2 separate regions of the Homo sapiens genome follow, and region 1 is linked to region 2. A link is a contact called in ENCODE Hi-C data. All regions are on one chromosome and are shown on one strand. The core of a region is the stretch at or near the end of the contact, and the rest is flanking DNA. Distances in the headings are between cores, read along the strand shown.

Region 1 (6,174 bases), core at 2,037-4,536, 2.9 Mb before region 2:
AATTTCAGGCCCCACTCCAGACTTATTGAACTAGAAACTCTGGGGATGGGACCAGCAATTTGTTGTAACATGCCCACGGGCTGATTCTGATGCACACTAAAGTCTGAGAATTGTTCAAAACTAGTTGTTAATCCGAGAGATCTATGGTTGGACTTCAGGAGGACCAGAAAGCATCAGTAATTGTAGCTAAAAGTGAGTTTATGTCCATATATATTTTTCTGAGTGGACAGCTTTTATTCCTTTTATCTTCAAATGAGTTCAGTGATTCTCAAATTTGGGGCTGTTCCTTGCTTTCCATTACTACCACCTCTTACCTTTGTTCATGACCTCATTATAGCTTATTCAGATTATTGCAATAACCTACCCAGTTTCTTTGCCTCTAGTCTGAACCCTTTCCAATGTATCTCCAGGTTGCAGTGACAGTCATCACTTTCTTTCTTTCCTTCCTTCCTTCCTTTCTTTTTTGAGACAGGGTCTTACTCTGTCACTCAGGCTGGAGTGCAGTGGCACAATCACAACTCATTTTCACTGTAGCCTCGAACCCCCAGGCTCAAGCAGTCCTCCCGTCTCAGCCTCCCCAGTAGCTGGGACTACAAGCATGCACCACCATGCCTGGCTACTTTTTTGTTGTTATTGTTTGGTAGAAACGGGGTCTCTCCATGTTGCCCAGGCTGGTCTCAAACTTCTGGGCTCAAGCAATCCTCCTGCCCTAGTCTCCCCAAATCCTGGGATTACAGGCATATGCCACCGCACATAGCCAGTCATTTTAGAACATGAATCTGATCAGGGTCACTCTTCAGCTCCGAGGTCTTCAGTGGCTCCCAGCTTATGATAAAGTAATCTCTACCATGACAAATAATACCCTTCATAAAGGCTTATTCCTTTGCATGCATCTCTAGTCATTTTCAGCCCAGCAATAACAGACTTTGAATCTTCTGTACCTCACTCGAGCTCTCTTTTACCTTAACCCTGCCTTTGCATATTCTACATGCTCAGTCTGGAATGCCCTTCACTGCTCCTCCTTCCCTCCTTGCCTGGGTAATTCCTATTTGTTCAATATTCAGCTTAAGCAATATTTCTTCTGGGAAGTATTCCATTAGAACTAAGTTTAAGAGGCCCTCCTGTGTGCTCTGAATTCCTCCATGCTTATACCTATGGTAATAATAATTCTCAAACATTTTGGTCTTGAGTCCCTTTACATTCTTAAAGATTATTAAGGACTGTAAAATGCTTTTATTACTATCCACATTATAAATTAAACCTGAGAAATTTGGTATTTTGAGATTCATTTAAAAATAATTATAAGCCCATTATGTTAATAGAAATGACGCATTTTTTTCTTAGAAACCGAGATTGAAGGCAAAATGATGCATTTTTATGATAAAATATTTTTCCAAAAAATTGGTGAGAAGAGTGGCATTGTTTTACATTTTTCAAACCTTTTTAATGTCTGCTTTAATAGAAGACAGCTGAATTCTCCTATCTATGTATTCTTTATTTTTTTCCAACTTTTATTGTAGGTCCAGGGGTACATGTGAAGGTTTGTTACATAGATAAATTCATGTCATGGGGGTTTGTTGTACAGATTATTTCATCATCCAGGTATTAAGCCCAGTGCTCAATAATTTTTTCTGCTCCTCTCCCTCCTTCCACCCTCCACCCTCAAGTAGACCACAGTGACTGACGTTTCCTTCTTTGTGATCATGAGTTTTCTGTGTATTCGATCTGTTGTGATATGTTTTGGTTGAAATATATGAGGGAAATCTGATCTCATAAAGATAAGGTGTTGGAAAAGGGAAAACTACTTTATAGCCTTTCCAGATAGTTCTAGATATTATTCTTTGATACGGTACCAAACTTACATGTGGTAGTTTCTTAGCCTTCATTGCAGTGTGGACTGAATCTGAAACCACATCAATTAAGCACTGAAATCCATCAATCTATCTTGCACATACCAGAGGCTTTTTGCCTTTGTAATGGCACCCACTGGCCATTTGAAAAATAGGTGTCCACTAAGTTGTAAAGATCACAAAAATGTTGACATATTTCATTATATAGTCAAAAATAAATTGTTAATATAATGCTTCTTTTACTAGAAAAGTCTTTAAGTACTGGCAAGCTGTCAAGCTCAAGCTGGTGGATACAAGTGTAATAAAATTTGTATTTTTAGGTGAAAATTCAAAGAATTACACTAGTGCTTTTTCCGGAGACAACCATTTCACTTGGGCATGTAGCGGCAGTAGTTTCCATTTTTTCACACATATTCTTTAAAAGACGTGTAAGCAAGGATGGATTTGAAAAAAAAATACAATTTTTAGTTATTTGTGAAGGACATTTTTAAAGTGAAACTAGCATACTTTAAAACCTTAAATGTTGTATGATGTGAAGAATACAAAATGCAACTACCAGTACAAGACTGGCGCCACTGCCTTGATTGCTGCTAAGGTGTCAGCAGTTTAATCTTTTACGTTACCAGTGCAAATGGCAACAAAGTGAAAAAGGTCAAGAAACTCTTAATATTATTACGAAAATCGTTTTGACCTTGCCAACTTACTGAAAAGGTCTCGGTACCCTTAGGGATCTGCGGAGGGCATTTTGGGAGCAGCTGCCATGGACTCACTACTGTTGTCTCTCATTAGGTTGCAAGTTCTATGTGAACTGTCTTTAACTGTCTGTTACGTGCCCTTGCCTAATAGTGCCTGGGACATAGCACTCAATAAACATCAACACCTGTGGAACGAGGGAATTAAAAACAGGTTATAAACAACCCCTGCACAGCCTTCATCTTACTGCCTCTTTCCTTAATTCAACCTGAACCTACGCATTTTGTAAAATTTTGTTTTTTTCACAATTAGGACGCCTGCCAACTTTTAAAAATAGTTGGAGTTGGGGTGCTGCCTGTATGTGATAAGGCTGCCCTATAGTTTGGTCAAGTGTTCTTCCGTGTTGTCCAAGAGTCATTCCTTCTTTACAGTCCCGCACCAGTAGGCCAGGCCGCTTGGTTTCCCAATCCGAGACCGGAAGGAACCGGGTAGACATGAGCACAAGACTCTCATCGACTTTTGGGGAAAACAAAAACACCGATAAAAATCCAGGCGGTGAAACGAGCAGCAACAGCCCCAGGGACCCGGGAGCTGGAGGCCGCAGCCGCGCGAGAACCGCCGGGTTGCCGGGGCGACGCTTCCGGCTGGCGCGCGCAGCCCCGGGAGCAGGGGAGTTGTGAAATGGGCGGCTAGATCTGCCCGGCGCTGTGAATTCGCCAGCGGGAGCGCGCTCGCGGCCGCGCGTTCTCCGCTTTCCCGGCTCCGTCGCTGACGCGTCGTAGACGTTGGGGAGCGGGAAGGCAACGGCAGCGGGATCGGGATGAACAGCGGCGGCGGCTTCGGTTTGGGCTTAGGCTTCGGCCTCACCCCCACGTCGGTGATTCAGGTGACGAATCTGTCGTCGGCGGTGACCAGCGAGCAGATGCGGACGCTTTTTTCCTTCCTAGGAGAAATCGAGGAGCTGCGGCTCTACCCCCCGGAGTAAGTGCTGGAGCTCGGCTGGGGGAGGGGCGCGGGCGCCATAGAGACCTCGGGAGCCGAGGCGTGGAGGAGAGCGCGGACGCGGGCGCGCGGTGCATGTCACGTGATCGCGCCGGCTTACCTTGGTGCCCATATTTGATTAGGGCACCCGGGTTCCGCCGTCCTGCTCTCCTTAGTCGGATTTGGGGGGTTAACTACTGCACGGAGCCCTTACCAAGGATTTAGAATGGTTGCCCTTTCTGTGCCTCCGGGACTTGTGTTCGCTGCTGGGTCTTCGAATTCCGTGCCCCCACCCTCTTATTTCCCCCCGAACTTAAGATGGCCGCAGGTGGGCCCGGAACAGCCCTCATGGCAAACGTCTCAGAGCGTTTTTCCACTCTGAAAATCGCGGAGACCGCGCCTGAGCCACAGTCCAGTTTTTAAGGCCTTGGTGTCAGGCCGTTTTGCTGACGAGAAAGCCTGCTGCTGGTGACAAGATGGAACTGGGGCTGTGTTTGTTTCCCAGGACGGTCGCACAAACTTAGCATTTTGGTTTATCTAACCGAGCGCATCCATGTTCCCAAAGATCATGTCTGTTAGCCCTTTTGACAGCAGATTAAATTTTCCTCCTGAAAGGTCACACTGTCCCAAAGCTTTCAGAAAAAGTGTAAGTCGGTGCAGGGTTATCCCTCCCGTATACATTTAAAGTCCAGATCTTGGCTGGCATTCACAGCTCGCGGCCACTTCCCAGATAGTGTATTTTGGAATGGTAAAATTTCCCTCGTACGATATTATTTAGAAAACTCGCAAGGGGTTTGTAGGTTGTTCACATTCTTGCACACAAACTTTTTTTCTTTTTTAATGGTAGATCTTACAGTATTAAGATCCTCCGTTTTTTGTTCATTATATCAAAATCCTTTGAGGGAAGGGGTAATTGTTACCCAAGATTTATTTCTTTAAAAAAATTTTGATTTATTTCCTAGTGATGCATTTAGACCTATTTTTCTTTAGTTTTCTATCTCAGGTTATAACAGTGCTGTTGCATAACTATATAAAAGTTGTGTGGATATTTAAAATTTACTTTTTAAGTTTTTCTTCTCTGCTTTTTGTTTTGGAATATTTCATGCATACAGAAAAGTTGAAAGAGTAATACATTGAACATCCATGTTCCTTTTACGAGCATTTTGTCTGTTTTTGGCTACAGTTGATTATTAAAATTTCCCCAGTTATTTTAATAATGCTTTTTTGTCTGCTTTTGATCTAGTATGTAATTAGATAACACTGTCTCCCTTGAATATGCCAAGTAATCCATGTATTAATAGTTATCTCCTTTAATCTAGGACAGTCCCGTCCCCTTTTAAAGATTCTAAAGTCGTGACATTGATATTTTGTTTTGTAGTTCATTTTGTCTTGTAATATGACTCATAATCTGAGTTTATATAGATGAGATATATAGATGAGGTATATAGAGATATGTGTATATATATATCTTTATATTCGTGACGAGATTCAGGTAATACATTTTTGACGAGAATACTGCATAAGTGCACGCACGTACATTTTGATTGATTAACCGTGGCATTATTGCTTTAATTATCTTAACTTTTGGAAATGCTTTCAGCCATCTCAATTTAAGTTCTCAGAACATTTCTTAATAGTTGAGAATAATTGAGAATTGTTTGGGGGAGTGCCGTATCCTGCAGGCATTGGAATCAATCAGTAAAATACTTTGTACATGAACCTTTGTAAATCTTGCTTTCAAGGCTGTGGTAATAAGGTATCTCATAGGTAGAAGAAATATATTGGAGAATGTTCTTCATTATCAACATAATATTTATTTGGTTGAAACCTGGGTTTGGGTGACAACACATTGCCATAACTGACAGTAATGGGCCACTTTTTTGAAATCAGATGTTATTACTTGGAATTTAAAAGTCAAAGAGAATAAAAAGTTCTTCACTTAAACATATGGAAGATTACGGTAGTGTATTTCACAAACTGTAACACATTAAGCAAAATTGTTGCATACGTGTAATATATATAGGCCAGGCAAAATCCTTAACTAGTTTTTCCCTAAGTGCAATACTAGATCCCTCATTCATGTTTTGCAGCAATACTGACATGCTTTATTCACAGGTTTTCTGCTTCGTAATGAAGTTGTCATTGCCTGGTCCTTATATTAGAAGACGTGTTTGCAAATTTGGACTGAAATGGATACAAAATGCAATAGTAGTAGTTGTATTGAAAATATATTGTTTTGCAGTGTCACATAAATTATTTTATGACATCTTTAGAGTTGAGTAGAAATTTAAATTGTTTTAAAATTGGAAATATATTTATTTTCAAATACATATTTCCAGGTATATTGGAAATACATTAATAGAATGTGAAAATAGTTTCTCATTAAAATTTTATGATTGAGCCAGGTGTGGTGGTGTGCACCTATAGTCCTAGCTACTCAGGAGGCTGAGGTGGGAGAACAGCTTGAGCCCAGGAGTTTGATTCCAACCTGAGTAACATATTGAGACCCCTATCTCTTAAAAAAAAATGACTTAAATGACTTAAGTTGCTAATATGAAAATTCAGATTTTAAATTTAATTCTTTTGGCATGATGCAGTGGTTGAGTTTCATCTTTATCTTTTAAACGTTAAGAATTTTTTAAGGCTAGGG
Region 2 (5,981 bases), core at 953-3,452:
TTTGCATATAAAAAAAAAACTGTGGCGCAGAAAGGCCAACTAACTGACCCAAGATCCCACAATTACTAAGTGGCAGAGTTGGGATTCAAACCAAGACTGACACAGGAACCCACATTCCTAAATTTTTAGCAACAGAAAAATAACCTTTATAATACCCAGTCCTACTTGTCAGAGGCGTTTGACCCAGAGTGCCTCCATCTTGAATAGGGGCTGGGTAAAACAAGGGGGAGACTTACTCGGCTGCATTCCCAGGAGGTTGGGCATTCTTATTACTATTATTATTTTTTTTTTTTTGAGACGGAGTTTCACTCTTGTTGCCCAGGCTGGAGTGCAATGGCGCGATCTTGGCTCACTGCAACCTCCATCTCCGGGTTCAAGCCATTCTCCTCCTCAGCCTCCCGAGTAGCTGGGAGTACAGGCATGCACCACCCCACCCGACTAATTTTGTATTTTTAGTAGAGACAGGGTTTCGCCATGTTGGTCAGGCTGGTCTCAAACTCCTGACCTCAGGTGATCCACCCGCCTCAGCCTCCCAACTGCTGGGATTACAGGCATGAGCCACTGTGCCCTCTGCCTATGGAGTAGCCATTCTTTTATTCCTTTACTTTTTTAATAAACTTGCTTTCACTTTACTGTATGGACTTGCCTCGAATTCTTTCTTGCGTGAGATCCAAGCTCTCCTGGGGTCTGGATGGGGACCCCCTTTTCAGGTAACACTACCTGACCTGTTTTTACAGATGTGCCTGGATTACACAGTTTCACAGGCAGAATTTAAAGAAAATCAACGCTTTCCTTTTCAAAAAGGAGACAAAACAGTTTGCAGCAACACTTAACAAAATCCTCTTCCTTCTCCTATGTTCTGTCCTCACACAGTTGGATTCCAGGGCCTCTAGCAACAACGGTTACCAGTACTCCAGGCCCCACACAAAAAGCCACAAAAGCAGTCACCTTCCTCCGTTACTTTATTTGATAGATGACCCCAGGCTCCCTGTGGCAAAGAAGAATCCTTTCTTTTTCTTTCTTTTTTTTTTTTTTTCCAGAGACGGTCTTGCTCTGTTGCCCAGGCTGGAGCACAGTAGCATGATCATGCCTTATTGCAACCTTGACCTCCCACGTTCAAGCGATCCTTCCGCCTCTCCCTCCTGAGTGGCTGGGACCACAGGCATATGCCACGCCTGGCTAATTGTTTTTGTATTTTTGATAGAGACAGGGTTTTGCCATGTTGCCCAGGATAAGAATGTTTCTTTAGAAATCTGGAAATTGCCTTTAGGTTCCCTTAGGAGTAGGAGAGAAGGCCATGAAGTTTCGCACGTGGTCACTCCTAGAAAATTGCCCTGGGATAGTTTGCTGAGGAGGCAAATTTTGGTCAATACTAGTTTCTCCTCTCCAAAGTCCATCAAAGGCATTGTTCAAAAGAAATGGCCGTACCACTATTTGTAATTGATTCTCTACAGCTTCAAAAATAGTTATCTCTGGTTGGGGGAAGGGCACGTGAACTTTTAAGACTTCGGGCCTTCTCATCACAAAAATGATCCATACTCACAAAAACTTAGAGGCAGAGGGTATGTTAACCTAGATTAAGAATCTCTAGGCCGAGTGCGGTGGCTCACTCCTGTAATCGCAGCACTTTGGGAGGCCGAGGTGGGTGGATCACCTGAGGTCAGGAGTTCGAGACCAGCCTGACCAACATGGAGAAACCCCGTCTCTACTAAAAATACAAAATTAGCCAGGTGTGGTGGCACATGCCTGTAATCCCAGCTACTTGGGAGACTGAGGCAGGAGAATCGCTTGAACCTGGGAGGTGGAAGTTGCCGTGAGCCGAGATCGCGCCATTGCACTCCAGCCTGGGCAACAGGAGCGAAACTCCATCTCAAAACAAAAAAAAAAAGAATCCCTAACGCAGAGGAAAAGATTGGTGAGCTTTGTTTAATCACACACGCTGTACATTTTCCACGCCCTCCCCCTCTGCCCTACAGGAATCCGCTGTACTTCTGACGGCCCATAGGTGGCACTGTAGGGACAGGTAAGTGCACAGGGAGCGCCACCCGGAGAGGCTGATAGGAGGCGGAGCTTCAATGCGACACAACGTGGCGGGAGGAGCCTAAGGGACGAGGAAAGGCGAGTGTTCTGCTTGCGCAGACGCAAGGCTGGGCACTCCCCCGGGAGTGAGGGTTGCTGGGCCTGATGACGTGGCTTGGCAACGTCCCTACCGCCGCTGCTTCCCGGGAACCTGGCGCCGCCGGAACTGATCGCGGCCTAGTCCCGACGCGTGTGTGCTAGTGAGCCGGAGCCGGCGACGGCGGCAGTGGCGGCCCGGCCTGCAGGAGCCCGACGGGGTCTCTGCCATGGGGGAGTGACGCGCCTGCACCCGCTGTTCCGCGGCAGCGGCGAGACATGAGGAGACCCCGCGACAGGGGCAGCGGCGGCGGCTCGTGAGCCCCGGGATGGAGGAGAAATACGGCGGGGACGTGCTGGCCGGCCCCGGCGGCGGCGGCGGCCTTGGGCCGGTGGACGTACCCAGCGCTCGGTAAGGGACCGATCCGGAAGGCAGCGACCGGCCGGGTCGCTCAGGATGCACTTTCTCCGGCCTCCCTCCGGTCTCCGCTGACAGCCCGGGACGTCCCGGGGTCGGCGCGCCCTCTCCCCCTGCCTGCCTCCCTGCGCGCAGGCTGCCTCCGGGCTCCCCGGGCTCTTCGGGTGCCTGCTGCAGAAGGAAGGCGCTAAAGCCAAAAAGCTTCTGCTTGAATTTCTGGGTTACAAGGCAGACAGTCAGTCTTAGAACTGCCCGCCAGTTCACGTGAGAGGTTTTTCTGATCTGTGAGAAGCCTTTCTCTTGGCTGTTTCTCCCTGAAATAGTCTGGCGACTACTTAACCTTTCTGACGTTTCCCTGCATAAATTAGGGGAAGGTGTCACCATCAGCTCTCTTCAGGCGACGAAACCAAAGTACATACGTGAACTTGGATGTTCAGGGGAACTTGGATGTTCAGATTAACTGAGCACATCGAGGGTCCAGCCCCGTTTTCTTTTTTTATTTTGTTCTTAAATAAGAAATGTGTCCTCGTTGTCAAAAAAAAATCTAAACAGCAAAGCAATTCATAGAGTAAAAAGTGAAAATTCCCACTTCCTCTCTTCAATTCTCCCACCAACCCGAAAAGTAAGGGACCAACAGGTGCAGCGACCACTTTCTAGTGTATCCTTCCTAAGTTCTGAGATAGTGTCGAAAATGCACAAAATACAGCCCTGCAATTTGGCTGGAACTGGTGTTCTTTGCCTCCATTTTTAACGAGTTCTTCCCATTCTGGAATAAATACTTCTTTGATATTTAAAGAAAGTGATAAATGTGATAAATTCTTTAGAACTGTAGTAATAGCATTATAACGTAACTTTTTTTTTTTTTTTTTTTTTTGAGACGGAGTTTCGCTCTTGTTCCCAGGCTGGAGTGCAATGGCGCGATCTCGGCTCACGACAACCTCCGCTTCCCGGGTTCAAAAGATTCTCCTGCCTCAGCCTCCCGAGGAGCTGGGATTATAGACATACTCCACCACGCCTGGCTAATGTTTTGTATTTTTAGTAGAGACGAGGTTTCTCCATGTTGGTGTGGCTGGTCTTGAGCTCCCGACCTCGTGATCGGCCTGCCTCGGTCTTCCAAAGTGCCGGGATTACAGGCATGAGCCACCGCGCCCGCCCAACATAAGCATTTGTTATGAAAAGGGAAGAACACCACATAGGACAGAACTTAAACCAACTGCATTTTTGTAGCATAAATTTAATTTTCTAATCTATTTTGAGCATCTCATTTTGTAAATAACAGCATATCAGATGTTAATTCTTGAGACATGACAACTAAATGCAATAGGCAATTCTGGTCTGATTTGGTAGTAGGGGAAAAGTGCTTTAAAGGATGTTACTGGGTCAATTGACAAAACTGGACTATGGACAGTAGATTAAATAAAAGTTTCATATCAGGCCGGTCGCAGTGGCTCACACCTGTAATCCCAACACTTTGGGAGGCCAAGGCAGGTGGATCATCTGAGGTCAGGGGTTCGAGACCAGCCTGGCCAACATGGTGAGACCCCATCTCTACTAAAAATACCAAAAAAAAAAAAAAAATTAGTTGGACGTGGTATGCGCCTGTAATCCCAGCCACTCAGGAAGTTGAGGCAGGAGAATGGCTTGAACCCAGGAGGCAGAGGTTGCAGTGAGCCGAGATCGCACCACTGCACTCCAGCCTGGGTGACAGAGCGAGACTCTGTCTCAAAAAAAAGCATATCACTTAAATTTCCTGAAGTAGACAGCTCTGCTGGTTTTATAAGAGAATGTCCACGTTCTTGGGAAAAACAAGTATTTAAGGATAAAGAAGCATGAAGTATGTAACTTACTCTCAAATAGTCCAGGGGAAAAAAATACCTCTGTGTGTGCATTCAGAGGGAGAGAGAATAATAAAACACAGGACGATACATTAACAATTACAGAGTCCAGGTAAAGGATATACTACTCTTGTAACTTTTACGTAAACTGGAAATTATTTTTAAATGAGTAGTTTAAAAGTGCTGTTTATTCAAGAGTGTAAAGAGTGTATTGTCTCAGGTAGGGAAATGTGGTAAACAATCCTTTGCTATTTTATTTGTACTACTTACTTAGCAGAGTTGCCCTTCTATTGTAGTTTATTGCAGAATCAAATTCAACTCCTGACTGGTTGAATTTTGATGGATTCCAGGTTGCAAGAGTAAAGGAAGGATGAGGTCCTGGACGGAAAATGTGGAAATTAAAAAGAAGTTTCCCCTCTTAACTCTGCTTACCATTCTCTCATTTAACTCCAATATCCCAAAAGCCAGGCTTCAACCTTCCAGAAGGACCCTTCTGGAAAACTTACCAAATCTCCAGCAATTGTCTAGGTATAAAGTAAACGTAGGCTAAAGCAGGAGGATCACTTGAGCCCTAGAGTTTGAGACCAGCCCTAGTAACACAGTGAGACCCCTGTCTCTACAAAATATAAAAATTAGCCAGGCACAGTGGCAGTGCCTATAGTTCCAGCTACTTGGGAGGCTAAGGCAGAAGGATCACTTGAGCCTGGGAGGTCAAGGCTGCAGTGAGCTATGATCCTATAAGTGCACTGCAGCCTGGGTGACAGTGCAAAACCCTGCCCCGCCTTTCCCCTCCAAAAAAAAACCCCAAAAAAACCCCCACAAAAAACCAACAACAACAAAAAAAAAGTAAATGTATATGTACTAGAAAAAAACAGAACACAAAAAACACCCTTAGAGATTTTAGTTGTTTCTTCCCTTCCTCTCTTTTTCTTTTTTTTTTTTTTTTTTTTTTTTGAGGCGGAGTCTCGCTATGTCGCCCAGGCTGGAGTGCAGTGGCGCGATCTCGGCTCACTGCAAGCTCCGCCTCCCGGATTCGCACCATTCTCCTGCCTCAGCCTCCCGAGTAGCTGGGACTACAGACGCCCACCACCGCGCCGGGCTAATTTTTTGTATTTTTAGTAGAGACGGGGTTTCACCGTGTTAGCCAGGATGGTCTCGATCTCCTGACCTCGTGATCCGCCCGCCTGGGCCTCCCAAAGTGTTGGGATTACAGGCGTGAGCCACTGCGCCCTGCTCTTTCTTCTCTTTTTCTTTCCTTCCCTTCCTTCATTCCTTCCTTTCTTCCCCTTCCCTTTCTTTTCTTTCTGACAAGTTCAGTTCCTCTGTTGCCCAGGATGGAGTGCAGTAAAATAATCATGGCTCACTGCAATCTCAAACTCCTGGGCTTAAGCAATCCTTCCACCTCAGCCTCCCCAGTATGTGAGATTGCAGATGTGCACCATCATGCCCAGTTCATTCTTTAATTTTTAGTAGAGATGAGGTCCCAGTATGTGAGATTGCAGATGTGCACCATCATGCCCAGTTCATTCTTTAATTTTTAGTAGAGATGAGGTCTTGCTATGTTGCCCAGGTTGATCTCGAACTTCTGGGCTCAAGCAGTCGTCCCACCTCAG

Evidence for each region. Hi-C counts contacts between places; a loop is a spot of excess contacts on that map. Pooled maps may share reads with other maps.
Region 1: a map of CD8-positive, alpha-beta T cell shows a loop between it and region 2 (3-fold over the local background). The contact joins the promoter of SREK1 here to the promoter of SLC30A5 in region 2. A Hi-C loop is called at or near these places in 2 of 168 maps with a recorded cell type or tissue (CD4-positive, alpha-beta T cell and CD8-positive, alpha-beta T cell) and 9 of 50 pooled maps.

Annotation. Positions count from the first base shown.
Region 1 is chr5:66,141,014-66,147,187 of GRCh38, forward strand. SREK1 (splicing regulatory glutamic acid and lysine rich protein 1) reads left to right here and starts at 3,287. Exons shown (of 12, transcript NM_001077199.3): 1 at 3,287-3,524. The coding sequence starts at 3,364. RefSeq lists a silencer at 3,068-3,137 and enhancers at 3,318-3,597, 3,858-3,917, 3,978-4,027.
Region 2 is chr5:69,091,812-69,097,792 of GRCh38, forward strand. SLC30A5 (solute carrier family 30 member 5) reads left to right here and starts at 2,203. Exons shown (of 16, transcript NM_022902.5): 1 at 2,203-2,527. The coding sequence starts at 2,445. RefSeq lists silencers at 1,916-2,025, 2,356-2,645, 2,691-2,985 and an enhancer at 2,126-2,225.